Regions from separate parts of the Homo sapiens genome. Here region 1 is linked to region 2. Evidence: chromatin loops called from intact Hi-C (ENCODE). Cell type or tissue: GM12878. All regions are shown on one strand. Links, peaks and the distances in the headings refer to the core of each region. The heading gives the core; the rest is flanking DNA.

Evidence for each region. A loop is a pair of places that touch in the nucleus more often than their neighbours do. Peaks named below come from ENCODE experiments on the same cell type or tissue, not always from the same donor. Only the 100,000 strongest peaks of a DNase experiment are listed, where the experiment ranks them.
Region 1: a loop joins it to region 2, with 5 times the contacts of the local background. A loop is called at or near these places in 11 of 110 quality-filtered maps.

Annotation. Positions count from the first base shown.
Region 1 is chr13:28,399,263-28,404,650 of GRCh38, forward strand. The region is part of intron 11 of FLT1 (fms related receptor tyrosine kinase 1); the gene reads right to left. Among named protein-coding and RNA genes, the nearest start is that of FLT1, 93 kb to the right of the region's middle. In GM12878, for the core only: a CTCF peak has its summit at 2,427; a DNase peak (open chromatin) is centred at 2,569; H3K27ac peaks cover 1,095 bases.
Region 2 is chr13:28,634,550-28,639,937 of GRCh38, forward strand. No RefSeq gene overlaps it. Among named protein-coding and RNA genes, the nearest start is that of POMP, 22 kb to the right of the region's middle. In GM12878, for the core only: CTCF peaks have their summits at 2,356 and 3,354; DNase peaks (open chromatin) are centred at 2,372 and 3,352; H3K4me3 peaks cover 546 bases; H3K27ac peaks cover 295 bases.

The DNA of each region.
Region 1 (5,388 bases), core at 148-5,147, 240 kb before region 2:
ACTGTTTTTTTTATGAAGTTAGTTCTCAAGTGTTTATCCTAATGGGCCTCAGGAGAAACTTACTTAGATTCTCAGATTAATTGTTGCTCAGTAAGTAAGTGAAAAACCCATTTCTGTTGGCTTGGGAGTGTTTGAAATTATGGACAGCATTTATCTGCATCTATGAGTCATGTTTGGGTTTTTATTTAAAAGATTTTGATTTCATTGAACTTAGAGCAACCGAGAACAAGAACTGGGTTTCGTGGCAAGGGAAAATCAAGTCAGATGTATACATTTGCCACATTTAAGACCTGTGTAGGTAACCTGGGAATGGCCGTGGCCATTTTACAAGTCCCCAACAAATAGTCAAATAGGTCCAAATTTATGTATAATCAGAGAATAAAACTGAGGTGCCCCGAAGTGAAATGAATCCGGGTCACAAGATGGAGACAGAAATGTATTGAATTTTTCTTCTTTTGTGTGAATGACACCTTCCAAACAAGACACATTACTCGTAGTCAAGCCTGCCCCAGAAATCATGTCTCCAAAGCTTCTATTAAAATAGAAGCAGAAAACAACGTTGATGGGAGTTTACATTATTTCTTTGTTTCTGCGAACCTTTATGTATGCCTTACAATGCACCAGGCAGCATGCAAGGCACTTTACAGGAATTGTCTCATTTAATCCTCCCCAAAACCCTGTGAGATGGGTATATTACCCTATTCTACAGGTAGGACAACTGAGGTTCCGAGAGATTAGATGATTCACCCAAAGATGCAAAGGACCACAGACAGGCCTGGGCAGAATTTATGCTCAGGTGTGTCTGCCTCCGCGCCTATGCTCCTAATCTCTACACCAGATTGCTTCTCGCCTTGAGACTCTTTAAGTTGAATAACACAGATCTATTGGCAAAATTCTGTCTACACCTTTAATTGAATTTTTCCTTGAGAATACTTCCTTTAATCCGCAGAGATGGGTAACATAAATTAAATACTACTACTATTTACAGAAATACTAGTTGGCTTCTCTGATGACATTTTACATAAGCTGCAAGCTGCTCTTCAACTGTTGTTATGTGGTTTGAAAATATATTTGATAAATACAATGGTTATCACTAAAGAAGAAAAGTTAAAAATAAGGTGAAACATATCCTATGATCAGTTTTATTAAAATTTATCTCATTTCTAGAGTACTTCTCTTTCAGGGGATATATTTTTAAATTATAAATTCAAACATTTTCTCATTAAAAATAAAATTATTTGACAATTAAAATTTAAACTTTATAGGGCCAGAGAAAGGAGCTCAGGTGCAAATTGTAGATCAGTGTAGTCTGGCTGGACTAGAAGGCAGCTTTGCATGAGACAGTGAGTTTCAATGTCTGAGTCTTCTGAATAAAGGAAAAAATCTGTTCCTCAGTCCTTATATCCAAATACTATGGTGTTAAGGGAAAAAAACGAAAATAGCATCACAGTTAGGGCATGCAATATCAACTAAATACTTTCAAAGAGAAAGTAACCAAGAATTTGAGTTGTGCGTTTGAAATTATAATCATTTATTCTATAAGGTATGCAAAAATAAATTCTTAAGGATATCTACTTGTATTAGTGCTATAATTAGTTTTCATTTTCCACAATTGAAAATAAATGAAAGAGGACTGAGGAAGAGAAAAAAGCAGAAGTGCTGAAATAAAATTAGACTATTAGGCCTGATGCGGCGGCTCAGGCCTGTAATCCCAGCACTTTGGAAGGCAGAGGTGAGTGGATCACCTGAGGTCAGGAGTTCAAGATCAGCCTGGCTAACAAGACGAAACCCTGTCTCTACTATAAATACAAAAATTAGCTGGGCATGGTGGCAGGCGCCTGTAGTCCCAGCTACTTGGGAGGTTGAGGCAGGAGAATCGCTTGAACATGAGAAGCAGAGGTTGCAGTGAGCCGAGATCATGCCAAAATACATAAATAAATAAATAAATAAATAAAATTAGACTATCAAATTTTATATTAGTCTTAAAGGACTCATGCTTTCTACTCTTCATTTTTACTGCTTTTGCTTTTTGTGGTGCTTCCAGTTGCCTGGCCTGGCCCTCAAGGATTTACATGTTAGAGACAGATCCTTCAAGCCCATTCTCTAGGCTCTTTGGTATGACCCAGGAATGCTCATAAAACTATCAGCAAGTACTGTAAGTTTGGAGTTTTTCATGTTCCTTCCTTCCTTCCCCTTCACTAAGCATTAGTAATTCGTTACTACAATGTTGTTTGAACCTCACTGAATAGAATGGATGGGCTGATGTGTCATTCAGCCTAATTCCAGCACTCGTTTTTTAAACATCTATATATGGAACACTGATTTTAATCTCGGGATGTTTCTAATATAGCTTCCTTTCAAGTGTTTCACTGAGAAATAAAAGTAGATGTGTAAAGGTCATGGAAGAATCTAAAATTAACACAGGGTGGCACATTTGAGCCAACTGATGGGAAAACAGAACGTGAGATTTAGAAAAAATTGGGGTGTGTGTGGGAACTGAAACACAAGCTGTAATTCTGTGGTTAGGATTCTTGCTCCTGTCATGGATTTGTCTCATACAGGACACATTTCTCAAGGTACACTCAGAAGGATTTCAATGGAAATATTGCTAACACATTAAAATGGTAATGATTCTCCAACCTTACAGAATTAATGCTGTGATAACGTATTTCCTGTGTGTTTTTTCTAACACGGGGTTCCTTCTACTTCCTACTCCATATCTACAAACCTAACAGTTTGGCAACACCACTTAGACAATACGAAAGTGCACATTTGCTACTAGCAACTCCAGTTGATGACTCACTTTTCACAAATCTGGGCCAAAACTCGCCAATAAGGAAACTAAATTTTATTGTCCTCTATACCCTTCCTTAAGTTAAACAAAAAAATACAACAAAACAAAGAAAAAAAATCCAAGGTGCTCCAGCGTGAGTGTGATCGCTGCCCCACTGATCTGTGGAGTAGCATTGCTGGGCAGGCTACCATGTGACGGTGGATAAAGGGATCACCGCAGTCTAAGCTGGGACTTTAATTTGCTTTCTAAAAATGTATAGAAAATAAAAACAGTTTTAATTGTGAAGGAAAAAGCACTGCATATAATTCAGAAACAGCAAAACTTCCATTTTGTCACCATCATATGACAGATACATTTTTTCACACCCACAAAAAGATATATTAGTAGATGCTAAAAGTAAAATTACTAAATTCTCCTAAATTCAAGATATGAACTCAATCATTTTATTTAAAGTCTAATATATTACAATTACAACTGCTAATGGGATATGTACCATATATATAGATATAAAATATATCTATATATATAGAGAGAGAGACTTTGTTTAGTGTGAGTATTAAAAGTTTTTTCAGTGCAAACAATTGTTTAACAAAGTCTTCATTGTATATGATCACAATCAGTTTAGGGAATTGCATAAGGGTACATATGACATTCACTTTACTAAAGTAGTACTTGTATAGGGCTTTCTCATTATGTTATGTTATGTTACTTTACGTTACGTTACGTTATGTTATTTATTTATTTACTTTTTGAGACAGAGTCTCACTCTGTCACCCAGGCTGGAGTGCAGTGGCACAGTGTTGGCTCACTGCAACCTCCACCTCCTGAGTTCAAGCGATTCTTGTGCCTCAGCCTTCCGAGTAGCTGGGATTACCACTACGCCCGGCTAATTTTTGTATTGCTAGTAGAGACGGGGTTTTGCCATATTGGCCAGGCTGGTATTGAACTCCTGACCTCAGGTGATCCGCCCGCCACTTTGGTAGGTGATCGGCTTACCAAAGTGTTGGGATTACAGGCATGAGGCACTGCGTCTGGCCTTCATTATGTTATTTCATTTCATCCTTGTAACAGGAAGTACTAGCTAAGGCAAGTATCATTAGTTCTGTTTTTTTTGGAGGAAAGAACTCAAGCTGAGAGAGGTGAGCTGGTTTGTATGTGGTTATACAGAGAGGAAGTGTCGTAGTTTGACTCCAGGGCTCCTGATGGCAGGTTGGGTAGCACAAGTGCAGAGGTCTATATTTAAAATCTTCTGCGTAACTGTAAAATTACCAGACAATAAATTTGTTTTAAACCTTCATGGAGAAAATCTTGGGACGTTCTTTTATCATGGGCATGTTTTGATACTCCACCTCCACTGATTTTTATAGGTTTTTACATTATATATGGAGTCAAGTTGCCACTTCATGGTTTGGGTTAGCCAGAAACTTCACCTAGCTTTCTCATTTTTCATTTCATTTCCTATTGTATATTTTTGTGGATAGGATACCAAAATAGCACTAGAAGTTACCACTGAAATTAAGCTTATAAATTCTTGTGTTAATATCCGGCAGTTAACAGTACATCCTCCTGACATGGTCAGGAAAAAGCAAAATGAATTGACACAACCAATGAATGGCATCTTGACATTTTTCTAGTACTTTGTGACAACTAATTTGCTGTTCACTGCTAATAAACTGAGGTAGTTTCCTTATTAAAAATATCTGAAGGCCGGGTGTGGTGGCTCATGCCTGTAATCCCAGAACTTTGGGAAGCCAAGGCAGGCGGATCACAGGGTCAGGAGTTCTAGATCAGCCTGGCCAACATGGTGAAACTCCGTCTCTACTAGAAATACAAAACTTAGCCAGGAGTGATGGCGTGTGCCTGTAATCCCAGCTACTTGGGAGGCTGAGGCACAGGAATCACTTGAACCCGGGAGGCAGACGTTGCCGTGAGCTGAGATTGGGCCACTGCACTCCAGCCTGAGCAACAGAGTGAGACTCTTTGTCTCAAAAAAAAAAAAAAGAAAGAAAGAAAGAAAGAACAAATTAAACTTTCAAGTTTATATAACTTCCTCTAAGTATTTCATTAAACTGCTCTCTTATCAATAGCTATACATCACGGACTGTTTTAAAGTACTGCTTATTTCTGTCAGAGAAAAAGAGTTGTAAACCACCTACAGCTACTGCTATAGTTATAAAAACTTCCTAAGTGTTTAATAAGAGACTATTGGTGTTATCATATAAGCTATTGCCACTCTGACTAATTTCTACAGTGGCTTACTTGGCTATAAGGGCATTAGGTTTTGCAAAGGAAAGACTTTGGTTTGAGTCTCTCATTTATACTTTTAAGCTGTCTTTGGGTTAATCATCTTATCTTCCCTGTTTTATCTTTAAAATAGAGATAACCACTCTCATCTGCCAAAGAATGATGGTGACATTAGCATATGTCAAAAAGTTTCACATAATGAAAATTATAGATGTTATTTGTTGTTACTGTTAAATCATACATGAGGAACGATGCCATCTACTTTGTCATCTTCAAGTGCAAAGTGTACGGCTGAATAGATGACATAAGCATACCCACACTCAAGCAGGCAGTGGAATCTGTATTAACAG
Region 2 (5,388 bases), core at 66-5,065:
AAACTGAGCAATTGTTACATTCAAATACTCTTTAGAGGGCTTTGTATAGAAGAAGGATTAGATTTCAGAGGGCAGAGCCAGGATAAGTGTGTGCAAATTACAGGGAGGCAGTATTGTACCCCAAATAGGGGGAAAACTGTCTAACGCTTAGGACACTGTTTCTTAAACCTGAGTCATGTACAGACTCCCTAATAGAAAAAATTCTCGCAAATTTCCAGGGTTTACGAATTGTTTTTCTATAACAGTTCTTAGTTATGGACAAACATACAACTAGGTATAAAGTTCTTATGCTTACAGTTATACACATTTACAAATTAAGTTTGTAAACTGAATGTATAAATGTATACATTAAAGACAAGCAAAGCTACAATGTCAACAATATTTAAATAAACAACCTTCTTTTAATGGGAGAGATGATGTTTTGCTGAAGCAAAATCGTCATTCAGAGCATGAATATGGTATCGATGGCTTTTGCCTTGGGCAGTTGTAGACCGCCGTGTGAATTGTGATAACACAAACCAAACACATTTCTTTTTCTGAACCATAGAGAAATCTTCATTTATGAAGTATGCTATAAGGTTACTTTCCTTCACTAAAATTGACATCATGGTTACCTATTAGGACCAATTCTGTTCTTTTTTAATTCACTCCCAATTAAAGTGGATCTACTCTCCTAACACATAAACAAAAATGAGCACTGAAAGATACCTTCTGGTAGCCCTCAGATAAAAAGTGATTACTACATTCGCCAAAACTCATAGAAAATACAATCAGGGTGAACCCTAATGGGAAGGCTGAACTTTAGTTAATGATGTTGTATCAATTTTGGCTCACCAATTGTGACAAATGTACAACACTAATGTCAGATGCTAAAAGTAGAAGAAATTGGAAGCCAGGCATAGTAGCGTGCACCTGTAGTCCTAGTTACTCAGGAGGCTGAGGCAGGAGGATTGCTTAAGCCCAGGAATTTGAGGCTGGAGTGTGAACTGCCACTGCACTCCAGCCTAGGCAACGTGTTAAGACCTCATGTCTAAAAAGGAAAAAAAAAAGTGTGGGGGAGAGGAAATTAGGGATGGAGGGCCAGGGGGTATATGAGAATTCTCTGTGCTTTTTGTTCAATGTCTCTGTAAACCTAAAACCGCTCAGGAAAAGAAGAAGTCTACTAATTTTTAAGAAAGTGGTCACCATAAAGTTCTTATGTATTAGTTCTTTTTAGATTATTGTCCACATGAAAAGACAACTATTTCTAGATCTTGTATGAAACTCTTGTACCTCCAAGAATAATTCTATATATCTCAGGGTCTGTACCGTAGTTTTTAAAAATGCTGAAATTGAGAGTTCAAGAATGGAACGAAGTATTCTAAAAAGTCGTTAGAACTTCTTTACTCAAAGTGTTTCAGAAAATGCCTAGAAGGTCATCTTTTAGAGAAGTTCTTCTAGGGATTTTTGCTTTTGGAGAGAGGTCAGAGCACAGGATCTCTAATTCCAAGATTATATAATTCTACTTGGTGTTTTTTTTTTAAGATTTAGCTTTGAATTCATTTGCTTTTACTGCTACTTTTCACAGACTGTGCAATGGCCCAATGTCAGAACCATGAGGTGATGAAATTTGTAGCTTTCTAAGGTTTTTCTTATTCCCACAATCCTGTTCAAATAGCAACAATTTCATTTAGGCCAAACCAATTGCTAATTTTTGGTCCTGGGAAAGGATAACTAATAAACCTCACATCATTCCAGTGAACCCAGATTGCATTCCTTTCTGATGGCTTATCACATTGCACTCTGGGTTAAATGCCATAGTTATAGCTCCATTTACATATTTGGGTAATCCATTTTCTAAGTGTTCTCTTAAAGAAAACCTAGAAAACGTTTCTATTTCTTTATTCCCTTTGGAAAATATTTCCTTGCAGGAATCTAAGGCTAGAATTGAATCTGTAAAAGGACTCTTGTAATTCTATACTTTTTAAAACCACTGTTTGAATTTTGTTGAATTCACATACGTGCATTTTCGTTTAGTTTTAGCAGACAACACTGCCATGATAGGAGTTGTAACGTCATAGGCATTGAGTAGGTCAAATCTTTTGGCACTGGGTCTAAAGATTTGATTCCTCCAATTGGGGTGGTATTGCTGAACTGCGGTAGAACTGTTTTCCATTAGAAAGTAAAGAAGCTGGGTCCTCGTCATAAATGTGGGTAGCTGAGGGAGGAGTACAGTCACGTTTTCTGATTTTCAGCCTGTCTTTCTCTGCTAGGCAGCATTCGCCCCCTGTCCCATTACATCAGACCACTCACGATTCTGACCTGGAACTTCCAGAAAGAATGGCTGGCTTGGAGGCATGGCTTCTTATCACCACCCACTGTCTGCTCCAAGAACTGCAGGAGCATTTCAAAACCACCAGGGCAGGTGACTCTCCCAACCGCAGAAAGAGGAAATGTACTAGAATAGAAAGAAAGAATAAAACGGAAGAACAAATGAGCATCTGAGGAATACACCTGAAAAATGAATCACCAAGGGAAACCCGTTTCTATCTTTATTTTGATGTTTCCAAAAGGAAACCCGTATTTATAAAAGATCACAACCAAAGTTCAATAGTCTGAAATGAGATGATATTTTCAATATAAAAACAGGATCTACTCATTTTTCTCAATTCATATTAAAAACAGTTGTTTGATAGCATTCCCATGGAGACATGTAAATTTATTTATTTTTTCTAATTGTTATCCCAGTGTGCTCCTGTTTGAAAGCTATTACAAAATTAGGCCGGGCACGGTGGCTCACGCCTGTAATCCCAACACTTTGGGAGGCTAAGGCAGGAGGGTCGCTTGAGCCCAGGGGTTCAAGACCAGCCTGGGCAACATGGCAAAATCATGTCTTTACAAAAAATACAAAAAAAAAAAAAAATGAGCCGGGTGTGGAGGCACATGCCTATATTCCCAGCTACTTGGGAGGCTGAGGCGGGAGGATCACTTGAGCCTAGGAATTCAAGGTTGCAGTAAGCCATGATTGTACCACTGCACTACAGCTTGGACAACAGAGTGAGACCTTGTCTCAAAATAAATAAATAAATAAATTAATTAATTAAGCTATGACAAGGTTAGCATCAATATATTTTTGAAAATAGTAGCAGTCTGAATACAGACAAAACACGCCTCCTTGATTTGAGATTCTGCTTCTTTTTCCACTTTACTGTTAATTCCTTTTTTTTTTTTTTTTTTCATACTTTCACCAGTTTCAGGAAAGGGTGGGTTAGAGTCAGGGGCTTCCTGAAGCTTTTCAGAACAAGAATTCTAATGAAGCAGTGTGTTCAGAGGGGGGTCCCCTGAGAATCATGTTTTGGAACATACCGACCTCATGTGGTATTATCTTTGCTACACTTTGCAGTTTCGTGTGAAACTTATTTTTGGTCTTTAACAAAGCATGTCCATGTTTATCTTAAATGCTGAAAAAGTTTAATAGTTTAAAACAAAACTTTTTAAAATAATTAAATATACAATGAATGCTGAAACATAAAAGTCAGACAGAATGTTACCTTAACAAGAAAGGGCTTCCTAAAGATCAAAAGATTGCTGTTTGTTTTATTTGCTAAAGACAAATAGCAAGTACTTTCACTTTAGGGGATTCAGATTGCTATTGAAGGAGCCTAGGCATTTTTGTTGCCCCACCCCCACCTAGATAAAGGCTTCCTCTACCTCATTCATAGAGTGGGAAACTTGCTTATTGATACTAAAAACATTGACTGCGCATTTAGAAAAATGGAATGCTGACATTTGATTAAAGATAGTATAGGATTCAAGCCAATGGCATTTCTGACCATGTCTTTCAGTCTTACTTAAAATTAGAGGGGAAATAGACACTACCTTGGGTTTTGCCTTATTCTGTGTACGGGTAGTAAGTAATTAGTGCAGCACTGAGCGGGAATGAATTATACTGAGTGCCAGTGCTACCAAGTTCCACCCCCTCTCATGTTGAGTGGGATTTGTTTGTTTTAATTTTTTGTAGAGACAGGGTCTCACTATGTTGATCAGGCTAGTCTCAAACTCTTGGCCTCAAGCAGTCCCCCTGCCTTGGCCTCCCAAAGTGCTGGGATTACAGGCATGAGCCACCACACCCAGGCTTAAGCTGATTTTAATGCCACCTTTAATAAAGAAGAGAAGAAACAGGCTTTTCAAGAATAAAAGCTCTCTTTCCCTCTAAATATTTCCAGATTTGGGTTTTTTTTTTTTTTAAAGTCAGTGATATTAATTAAGTCAGTGATGGACTGCTATGTCAGAATAGGACAAGATGAAAATGTACCCTCAGTCCAATCTAATCTGCAGTGGCCTATAAGAGATGGGTTTGTATAATGGTGGTCCCTTTCTTTACGGGGCTGTTTGCATAAAGCAAAGCAACTTTGGATGATGTAATATCTGGTCATTTCCATCTACAGCTATCATATGGGCCCTATATAGTCCTGCAAAGAGAAATAACAGTTCTTGTCTTGTGCTACCTCGAAATAGCTTCAAAATGTTTGCTGTTTTTTATAAAAACTTCAACAAATATTTATTTTGCACATGGCTAGATCATGATTTCTGGTTTTTGTTTTGTTTTCACCTCATCGTTTGTGGGTTCTCTACCCAGGCAGTATAGTAAAGTTTTTAAGAGCTTGAGCTCTAGAATCAGATAAACTGACTCTCACTTACTTATGTGATCTGAGCAGATTAATGAAGCTTTGTAAGCCTAATTTGCTCATTTGCAAAATGGCAAATATTAGTAGTCCTTCACTTGAAAGGTTGTTGTGAGGATTGAACATGTGTAAGGAGCTCGGCACAGGACTCAGATAGAATCCATCAAATAATAACTTGTTATAATAAAAAAGGACATATGTCCAAGTCCTTAAATCAATTACAAGGAACCTAAAAGACTTTCTGCAGCAGTTGAGGGAAATCAAACACCACTTCTCTTTTCAACTCGCTTCCTTTCTGTTATCAGCTCATGGGATTACATGGCTGTTCTCACCAGCATGCATGTTTGTAAGCAGTCTACAGCTCATGTTGTGAGGGCAAAAGATGGAAGAAGGTCATGAAACAGAGTGACCCTCATCCATATAGAAATGACAAAATATGCATGCAGAACCTATCATTCTTTAAGACTCTAATGAAATCCGGCTAAAGGAAATTACAGTGCGTGATAAATGATATTCCATGATTTCAGGAAATCTTACCAGAAAAACCCAAAAACCTCTCATGGTTGGGTAATGCAAAGATTCTAAAATACCAGATACTCCCCAGATCCCCAGATCATGGCTTTGGATTGTATTGAACCAGCAAATTATTTTGTTTTGCTTAATTTACTTTAATGGGAGGCAGTATGGCAGAGTGGTGACATGAGGTAGCTCAATTGTTGTTGTT